2 separate regions of the Homo sapiens genome follow, and region 1 is linked to region 2. Evidence: chromatin loops called from intact Hi-C (ENCODE). Cell type or tissue: GM12878. All regions are shown on one strand. Each heading gives the region's core, and the rest is flanking DNA. Links, peaks and the distances in the headings are about the cores only.

The links. A loop is a pair of places that touch in the nucleus more often than their neighbours do. Peaks named below come from ENCODE experiments on the same cell type or tissue, not always from the same donor. Only the 100,000 strongest peaks of a DNase experiment are listed, where the experiment ranks them.
Region 1: a loop joins it to region 2, with 4 times the contacts of the local background. A loop is called at or near these places in 23 of 110 quality-filtered maps.

Annotation. Positions count from the first base shown.
Region 1 is chr11:26,283,816-26,289,202 of GRCh38, reverse strand. It overlaps ANO3-AS1 (ANO3 antisense RNA 1), which reads left to right and starts at 1,196. Exons shown (of 3, transcript NR_132968.1): 1 at 1,196-1,243; 2 at 1,654-1,875; 3 at 3,047-3,618. It also overlaps a transcript of ANO3 not described here. RefSeq lists an enhancer at 4,382-4,441. In GM12878, for the core only: CTCF peaks have their summits at 2,541 (motif pointing left) and 4,147 (motif pointing left); a DNase peak (open chromatin) is centred at 4,175.
Region 2 is chr11:27,483,581-27,488,967 of GRCh38, reverse strand. It overlaps the pseudogene RPL37AP7. Among named protein-coding and RNA genes, the nearest start is that of LGR4, 13 kb to the right of the region's middle. In GM12878, for the core only: a CTCF peak has its summit at 2,860 (motif pointing right); no DNase peak of the experiment used is centred there.

The DNA.
Region 1 (5,387 bases), core at 282-5,281, 1.2 Mb after region 2:
TACTTTTTTTTTGCCTGTCATTATAAATCCCACACAGATAAATCTCTATTGATGCCAATTTATATTAAGAGATAAAATGTGAAGAAAGTAAAATCTATAAAAGGAGACCTGATATGTATGGTTTACCTCCATATTCCTAAGGCCTAGGCCATTGCTTGACAGTAGGCACTCCATAGTTGTTGAATGAATGTAATATTAAATAGAGTAAAGTCACACTGAAATCCATTATCCAGAAACTTTATTATTAAACGACTGAAATCTACCAGAAAACCAAAGATTGTGCTAAGTTGTAATAAATTTGAAATCTGGATATTGTACTTTATCCACCTATTGTAGCTTCCCAGAGGGACATTTGCAGGCAAATAGGTATGGCATATTAGATCCATGGCACCATTTAATTTCTTCAATTTAAAAATGCCAGTGTTGACTAATTTCGTGTATTCAGGTGGCAAAGTAATATTCCTCTCACTTCCTTTCCTATCTTGCTGCTTTCTCAGGCATGGTACAGATCAAAAGAAGAAAATGGTTTGCTTAGGTGTTTTCTTTCCCTATTGCTCCAGACACATAATGGCCAGTGAAATGGATCTGAAATTGGAAGGAGTGTAGAGGCCACCGGAAGTATACCTATTTATTAACCCCAGTTTGTGTTCATTATCATTGAAGCTAAAATGGAAAGCTCTTCTGGGAAGGTCAGAAAAACAAAGGAAGGAATCCCTTTCCTACCCACTCACAGAAAGCTGACAATTTAAGAGTCCAGATTTATAATTTGTCCTATATGTTGGTTTTTAGAACTTAAAACAACAACAACAAGGAAAATCCCACTGTTACTGCCAGCTGACATGGACTCTATCTGTGTTTTTCTGAACAACCAGTCTGTCAAATGTCAGTGACAATTGATACCTCCATCATAAACTTCCACTTCTTTATCTTAAAAGCAAGTAATTAAAAGCAGGCTGATGATTCCACCTCTAAATTCACTGGCCTGTCACAGGTGAAGTCAGCGTCGCCAGCCACCCTTCTCTTATGCCTCTCCACTCTACCCTGCTTCCTCACTTAGCCTCCTGGTCTAGCAGACATTCTGATTTTCCAGAGGAAGGAGTGTTATTATGTGCCTTTCAGAATCATTTGATTAATTTTTTGACATTAGTCTACCCTCTACAGTGTGAACAACGCATAGTATATCTGGAGAAGAATGTAGAAGAGAAATTAAATTGACAGAAGATTCTCATGAGGCTCTTTGGAGGTAAGCATTTTCTATTATTTGACAAAGTTCTCCATTGGTTTCAAAAGCCAAGAGAAGAGGAACTTAGAATTTAAAGAAAATAAATGTGAGTTTCAACTCATCCTCTGCCATTAATTCCAGTTTGATATTTGATTATGGCACTTACATTTTTTCAGGGCTCTTTTCACACCTAGTAAGTGGTTTCTAACTAATAGGCTAGTTGAGAAACTATAAATTAGTGGTTAAGAACAAAGGCTCTGGATTTATAATCTGGATTTGAATCTTCCTGGGTTTAAATCCTGGTTTCACCGATTATTAACTATGTGACTTTGGGTAAGTTGCTTAGAGTCTCTGTGCCTTTGTTTCCTCACCTGTAAATGAGTGACATTATAACAGTACTTATCATATATTTTTGTTATGAACATTAACAGGATACTGGTGAAGATCACAGACTCTGGAACCAGAGTGCCTGGATTTAATGTCTGTTTCTATTGCTTAATGACTGTGTGACCTTGGATAAATCACTCGACCTCTCTGTGCTTCACTTCCTGTATCTCTAAAATGGATATTGTCATCTGCTTTACTGGGTTGTTGTAAATAGTAAATGAATCAATAAACAGATGTAAGGTACTTAGACCACTGCTTGGCACATGGTAAGCATTCAATACATGTTAGTCATCATTATTCGAAGGACGAAGTTAAATACAGGATTCAAAGCTCATAGCATATTTATTAATTGTGTATTAAATATTGTGCTAGGAACATACAATAATGTTCAGGACAGACCGGGCTCTGCTCTGGTGGTGCAGATAGTCTAGTCTAACAGAATATATTAGTCACTCTATCAATTCGGCTTTCTCCTGCCCCACAGTTTCTGACTTGGTAGAAAAGCATGTCAAATATCCATGAACCTAATTGTACTGACAATAACTAGTGACACAATAATTGGGCAGGTAATGTAAAGGCAAAATCTTGTGCTTCCATTGATTTATAACACTTTGTTAAGTTTATAAACTCCTTCCTGCAAAAATCTGAATGTCTGTTGGCCCAGAGTTCAATAAAGAAAACACATTAAGCAGAGAGTCTTTAGAAGGTTCTGGTGCAAAGCTAACGACTCTAAAAAGATAGTTTGGAGCTAAGCCCTGTTTGTTTTAACATTCCAAGAGCTTCTGTACCATCCAGTAACAATAACGATCAGCAAATGAACAGAAAGAACCCCTGCATTTGAGGAGCTTTGTGTCTATCTTGTATGGAGACCAAAGCCCACCCGCATTGCCAATTACTGAGTGGTGTGTCAGCATCCATATCGCCATCTTCTGGGAGAGTGTTAGAGATGCAGACACTCAGGCTTTGCCCCAGACCTACTGAATCTTAACTTGTATTTTAACAAGATCCCAAGGCAATTCATATCACATGAAAGTTTGGGAAATGGATTATAAAATTACTGTGCAATTATTATACAATTGGTCATACATTAGAAACACCACACATTAGAATCACGGGGGAAACTTAAAAAATGATGAATGCCTGGGTTTCAACTAAAATAATTCTGACTTAACTGGATGCCTGAGCATCTGAAATTTAAACATTTTTCCAACATGATTTTGCTGTGCAGCCAGAATTCAGACCCCTGAACTAAATATTGACAAACCCCAGGCCTTTATATCAAAATACAACTATTTATTTCATGTGCTCTAAATGAAACAAATGTTAAGGTATACTGAATACAAATATTTTGTGGTTAAGAAAGTTCCCCCTAACCTTTGATTATTTCACATGCTGTTTTCAGAGTCCTGTGAACTATTTTTCCCTTTGTCATTTCAGGATTTAGAATGCTGACCTGCTTATTTTCATATGGAAGACAATAAGCTGATTCCCTGTAGATTGAGCTAACGGCCATCTGTTATGATGGGACAATGCTGATTCAAGAAGTGTCATTTGCCACTTTATCTGATGTCAGGAGGCAACACATGAAATCTGAGGACCTTTAATAACTCACAACACCTTGTGTGTAAGATCCCCGGGGAAAGGCAACCCCAAATTAGAAACATGTTTCACTGGAAGGGCACTCACTTACTGATACCTCAGGGACTCCACTTTGAGGGATGCCTTTATCATTCATACCTTTCCATGGCATGAATGGAAAACTGCTGCAATGCTGCTTCTGTCCTAATGCATTTCATGAGTCAGCATATGACAAAGGGAAGGGACACCCAGGTCAGCCCCATCATTGTATCTGAAACCAACACTTCGAATATAATTGGAATGATTACATACGATTCTAGATGTTGAGTGATTAGCACAGCAAGTGGTGCCCAGTTGGTTGCTATTATTACTGTTGTTGTTGACATTATGATTATGCTTATTTTGTGTTATTTATTAAATGAATATACTTATCCCGTAAGACTCCACGTGCTCCTAAAACTCCCCATGGGTGAAAATATTTGTCTCCCATAATGTATTCCTTTATAAGAAACAGAGATTCACGGACCATGTTTATAAGGTAATCTTTAATTGTTCTTAAATATGTATTAAATATTCATTTAAAATAAGAATAAGAATGCACAACAAATAAGACAAACCAAAATAATTTTATAAATCTTAATAACAATGACATCTTTCAAATTTCATACAACATGTCTTGCTTTATTTTTAGATTCTTTTTCCATCACAGTTTAATTTAGATGCTTTGTTGCCATTATGCAAATTATGAGTTTCTTTATCTTCCTATATTTTCTTACTCCTAAAGTTCTTGGTTAAGACTTCAGGCTCTTTTACAAAATATGCATTACTATTTTCTAAAAGATAACAAAGTGAACTTTATTAAGATTAAGTTTGTGGGTGACCAGTAAATACTAACCTTACCATAATTAAAAAAAAAAATTGTACACAGTAAATAAACCACATAGTGGTAGCTCCCCCTAGTGGAAATTCTGAAGTAAAGGCGGTTTTAACAAAATAGTTCCAAATTGGCAGGCTTGATTCAAGTATATTTAGAGATCACCTATGCCAAATATCCACAAACTTAAAGGAAGAAAGATGAGTATTCAAAATATGCATCTTTTTCTTTTCTTTTGAGACGGAGTCTCGCTCTGTCGCCCAGGCTGGGGTGCAGTGGGGCGATCTCGGCTCACTGCAGGCTCCGCCTCCCAGGTTCACGTCATCTTCTGCCTCAGCCTCCGGAGTAGCTGGGACTACAGGCGCCCGCCAGCACGCCCGGCTAATTTTTTTTGTATTTTTTTTTTAGTAGAGACGGGGTTTCACCGTGTTAGCCAGGATGGTCTGGATCTCCTGACCTCTTGATCCGCCAGCCTCGGCCTCCCAAATTGCTGGGATTACAGGAGTGAGCCACCGCGCCCAGCCCAAAATATGCATTTCTTAAAGCAATAAATCCAAGAAACTATTGATTTAGATTCTTCCACTTCTGAATTGAGAGACCCGCGGGAAGTTAAAAGCTCTCTCATTCTCTGATTTCATATACATATAATGAGTACAAAAACACTCACCTCACAGAGTTGCTGTAAGGATTAAACAAAATCTATTCCCCACTTCCAGTTGATCTCCACATCGATAAAAGTGTGCAGCATGCAGGAATCAAATTAGAATCCTCTTTCTCCCTTACTTTGCTTCCCGTTCAACCCATTAGGAATTCGTGTTTTATTCTATGCCACTCCACTCCATATCGGCACTTAATCATCTGGCCCAAACCACCATCACCTCTTGCCTGTATTATTAGGATAGGTCCAAGCTGCCCTCTGCTTCCTTCTCTTGTTTTCATTAGCTTCATGGTGCATGCAGTAGACTGAATGAAAGCTGTGTCATGTCAGCCTCGGGTCCAACCCTTCAATTGCTTCCCACTGCACTTAGAGCACTTCTGGCCCTGTCCTCCAAGGCCTGCAGTTATCTGGGAGCTGCCTGTGCTTCCCTCCTCCCGCCATACCACCCACCTACACACCCGCCCCAGCACAGTTCCCCCACATGGGTCAAATACTGCAAGTCTCAGGACTCCTAACTGCTTTTCTCATTTTTCATGTGTCTTGTTCTGGTGCATCTTGCAGGTATCAGCTTAAATAACCTTTACAGTTTTCTCTATCTAAATTTGGTCTCCCACCTCTCAGTTTTCCTTTTCATAGCATCCCATTGGTTCCCATCAGGGCATTCGTTA
Region 2 (5,387 bases), core at 231-5,230:
CTAATCCCAAGTTTATTTTCAAAACCCATAATTTTCCCCCAATACCACACTGCACTTTTAGCAAGATTTTCTCTCTCATTCATTTTATTTTATTTTTTTAGGTTTCTTGTTGGATTTGTTGTGGTTTTTTTTTTTTAATCTAGAGCCCTGTAAGAACAACAACAAAAAAAGCAGAGTATGAATCTAACTCGTATATTATGTCAATATTCAATTGGATATTTTTAAGTTGGCATCTCTTCCCCAGTATATAGGTATTATTTCATTAAATAGCATTAGCACATTGAAAATACCACCTATTATTTTCTACCTATTGTTACTTTGTATCACAAAATTATAAATGATACGTATGTTGTAGCAATTAAAAATTTTTAAGAGATGAATTCTACGGAAAATGGCAGCAATTTAAGTGAATTATTTCCATAGGGGGAAAAAAAATTTAAAAAAAATAGGTTGGGTGTAGTGGCTCACGCCTGTAATCCCAACAGTTTCAGAGGCCGAGGTGGGAGGATTGCTTGAGGCCAGGATTTGGAGACCAGCCCGGGCAACATAGACCCCATTTCTACATAAATTTTTCATTAAAAAATAATGAAATAGCATTCTATTAACTGTTAATGATGGTGGAAGGAACTAACTGAAGAAATGACAATGGGAAAAATTGGAAGAAGAAAGTGATCAGCTATGGTTTTATACATTTCAATAAAATGAGCATGATTTTGAGTCTTGTTTTACTGGGTACATACCATAAAATTAATTCATTTATTCATTCACTCAACAGTATTTATTGAGCATCTATTATGTACTGGACAGTGTAGTTAAGATATAGCAGTCTACAAGATAAAATCCTGATAAGGAACACATATTCTAGTGGGAGAAGCAGAAGAACAAGAGAACAAATAACGTAATTTTAGGTAGTGACAAGTATTATAAAGTCCAGCAGGCTACGAGCGCTAGAGAGCAATAAAAAAAATTAGACTCACGGAAATTCAATCACTTGTCAAGGTGCCAGCTAAATCCCACAGTCCCTTCTCACACTGGGGTATGTCTGGAGTGGACTCAGGGACATGGGCTCAACATGTCTAAGCAGCTTATTGTGGCTTTTGTCAAAACCTCCATACAGCACCAACTGCACTTCCCATTATGCTTGTCATCACTAAGCACTCACATTACCTTTTTTTTTTTTTTTTTGAAACAGAGTTTTGAGCTCATATTTCTGGACCTCTGTCGCCCAGGCTGGGGTGCAATGGCGCAATCTCAGCTCAGTGCAACCTCCGCCTCCCAGGTTCAAGTGATTCTCCCTCCCTCAGCCTCCCAAGTAGTTGGGATTACAGGCACCACCATGCCTGACTAATTTTTGTATTTTTAGTAGACACAGGGTTTCGCCATGTTGGCCAGGCTAGACTTGAACTCCTGACCTCAGGTGATCCGCCTGCCTTGGCCTCCCAAAGTGCTGGGATTACAGGCATGAGCCACTGCACCTAACCAGCACTCATTATCTTGAAAGCACCTGCTGTGTGCTGGTGAGCCCTTTCCACCAGTTATCCTTAACACATCCATTGGCTGCCCAGCCCAGTTAGAATAGAAACCCAAGCCCCTCTCTATGACCCACCAAGCCCTGCATAATCCAGCTTCTGCTTCCCTCCCCAGCCTTCACTCATACACTTTTTCCCTCTCTGTCTCCAAGTGTCTCCAACAGGACAGGCCTTCACACTTGCGGTTCTCTCTACCTGGAACCTCCTTTGCCCTCTATTGCTATATATTTGTCAATTTTGGCTACTCCCTCCTCAAGATTATAAACTTGTTGAGGGCAGGCAGGCCCCTGTTTAGTTTTCTGTTGTGTATTTAGAGCGGAGAACAGCACCTACCACATAGTAAACAATATTTGTTCACAGAAGAAACAATTTGAAAGAAGACTGTGGTGTTATTTTTGATAGGACAGGAAAGGACATCTGAGATGACATTTAAAGAGACCTGAATGGCGTGAACTGAAGAAGCCACTCTCGGACTATCTGGGAAATCGGGGTTTTTGACAGGGACCAATAAAGAGTATCTCCCTTCCCCACTTGGGTTCTAGGTACAGTAGGAAATAAATGAGTGGCAGATGAGGGCCAGAATATGAGCTTTATTATTTATTAATTTATACTGACCACAAATGTTTGTCGGATGTCCACTATTTGCCAGCCACAGTTAGGGGCTGGGAATTCTGTGGAGAACAAAACAAAGCTCTTGCTCTCACAGAGCTGACACTCTGCTCAAGGCTGGGCAGGGGCATGTACCTGAGGCCTGAGAAGAAAATGGGCATTCTGAAAACTGGCCAGAGAAAACTTCTCAGAGAAGCCTGTGGCTGGGGGGCTCAGTCTGGCCAATTTTCAGGCATGGAATGGGCATGGTCGGGACTGAACTCTGATGGTGCCCATCCCGCAGGGGCAGAGGTTGCCCCCTCTCTAGGAGTGGCTAGGATAAGGGCCTGTTGCCTCTCAGATTACCAGTCAGATGCCACTCCACTCCCATGGAGTCAATTTTACCAAGGGTGGAAGCGGGTAGGAGTGATCACTCACATGATAAAAGCTAGAAAGGATGGTATCCCTGCATCCAGGCAAACACATGAACCTATCCATAATTATAAAATAGAATGGCTGCAAACAAAATTAAACCTTTGTTGCAAATATTGGCAGTATTGGAATTTATAATATGATATTTTTCTTTTAAAGCTAAGGAGGGAAGGACTTAATCACACAGACACACACACATACACACACACACACACTTTTCCCCCCATTGCCTTCTGTAAATACAAATAACTCCTCACAAATTTATTATGCTATATGCATAATCCTTTTCTCCTACCTTTTCACATTTGACCACAAGGTGACGCCAAAGTGCTATTGTTTCTATTTTAGAATTTTCTAGCAGTTCTTGCTAACTGAAGCTCAGACCAAAGATTTAAAATGTACTCCATCTTTTCTTTTTAATTCAAAATTTAAATTGAAATGTATTTTATAAAATTCAAAGCTTTGTAAATGTGGAGAAACAACTCCTCCCAAATAAACCCTAAATAAAACAAACATGTAAAATACCAAACTACATGAATAGTCATCTACCACTTAGTATAAAGGTTTGGGAAGGTGGTGGGGTGGTGTATTTAATACTGCTTTTTCGGTCCTTCTACTAAATATAAACAACTTTAGATGACTGGAAATTATCTTTGGCTTTGCTTCTCTTACGTGTCTTCACCCCTCACAGGATGTTTGAGAAAAGTAATTTCATAGGGGATGTGGCAGCTTCTTTTAAATAAACTGGAGACCATCGGAATCATTGCGATTAACTTGTTGTGTGTGACAATAAACTTGTCAAAAATGTTCTTTTCCGTGAAAATTTAAAATAAAAATTAAACCGAGTACAGAGTAGAAAGAGCAGTTGACCTAGATATTAGCTCCAGTTCTGTCTATAACTAGGTATGTTGTGGCCTTGGGTAATTTGGTTATCCTCTGTGGGTCTGATTTCACACTATTAAATGAGAGGATTTAGCACATATCCCCAAAGTTTCTTCTATTTCTGAGGATTTTTTTTTTTTTTTTGGAAACAGTGTCTTTTTTTGTCGTCCAGGCTGGAGTGCAATGGTGTCATCATGGCTCACTGTAACCTCAACCTCCCGGGCTCACGTGACCTCCCACCTCAGCCTCCTGAGTAGCTGGGACTATAGGTGCAGGCCACCACACCCTGCTAATTATCATTTTATATATATATATGCATATGTATACATATATAGAGAGACATTTAATGGGAAATTATAATTGTTTCATATTGTTTCCTGAAAATGCTGATACAGTGTAGGTCAAAGAAAACACCAAAAGTATAATAGAAGAGGCAGTATACGTATATTATTTAGTATATCCTAAACCTTTAGAAACTTTTTTGGAGACAAGAGTCTCCGTCACCCAGGCTGGAGTGCAGTGGCATGATCTCAGCTCACTGTAACCTCTGCCTCCTGGGTTCAAGTGATTCTGGTGCCTGAGCTTCCCAAATAGCTGAGATTACAGGCATGCACCACCATACCCAGCTATTTTTTGTATTTTTAGTAGTGACAGGGTTTCGCTGTGTTGGCCAGGCTGGTCTCAAACTCCTGGCCTCAAGTAATCCACCTGCCTCGGCTGCCCAAAGTGCTGGGATTACAGGCCTGAGTCACCATGCCCAGCCTAAAAACATTTTTTTTAAATATTAACTGTAATTTTAAAACTAAACTGCCAGGTGCAGTGGCTCACACCTGTAATCCCTGCACTTTGGGAGGCCGAGGCAGGTAGATCACGAGGTCAGGAGTTCAAGAGCAGCCTGGCCAACATGGTGAAACCCTGTCGCTACTAAAAATACAAAAATTAGCCGGGCATGGTGGCGGGCACCTGTAATCCCAGCTACTCGGGAGGCTGAGGCAGAGAATTGCCTGAACCCAGGAGGTGGAGGTTGTGGTGAACAGAGATCGCCCCACTGCACTCTAGACTGGGCAACAGAGCAAGACTCCGTCTCAAAAAACAAACTAACAAACACTAAAGTTTGCAGTTTGCTCCAGTGTATCTCAAAATCAAACTGGTAGGAACAGACTTATAAAAAGCTAATAGATATATCTAACTTGGAAGACTTGTATCCTTATGCCATATTTTATCATTTGACTACTAAAAAAAGAAACTGAATTAAAATAATCCATCACAGCATGCTTCTCCAAAACGATAGTATTAACACAATGCAAACATCAGAATGTCCAATAAAGTTAACAAGCCAAGGCAATTTTGTTACATACATTAACCCATTTATTATAGGCCAATGATGTCTCAAAGAGTAGAAGAGCGTCTACCGGTCTTTGAATTCCTTCAGTCTTCTGATGGCGACTTTACCGTGACAGCAGAAGTGGTATTGTAGGTCCAGGCACTGCCAGCCACTGTCTTCATGCAGAAACCACAGTGCCAGATCCCCGTAGCTCATCTCTTCATCTTGGTTTTGCCACAGAAAGAGCAAATGTACTTGGTGTGCTGGGTGATTTCAATTCTTCTTCACCATTTTCCGGAGGGAGGCCCCATAGCGGGTCCCATATTTACTGATGATTCTGACTTTCTTGGTGCATTTGGCCATGTCACCGCAAACTAAGTCTAAGCCCAGAGAGCTATGTGTTTTTTTGTTTGTTTGTTTGTTTGTTTGTTTGTTTTTTTAAGTAGAGATGAGGTCTCGCTGTTGCCCAAGCTGGTCTTGAACTCCTGAGCTCAAGCAATCCTCCCGCCTCAGCTTCTCAAAGTGCTGGGATTACAGGCGTAAGCCACCACACCCAGCCTTATTTCTAATTTTTAAAGCATCAAGAAGAAACAGTTTGTCACAACGTAATACAACTTTCTAACAGCCAGAAG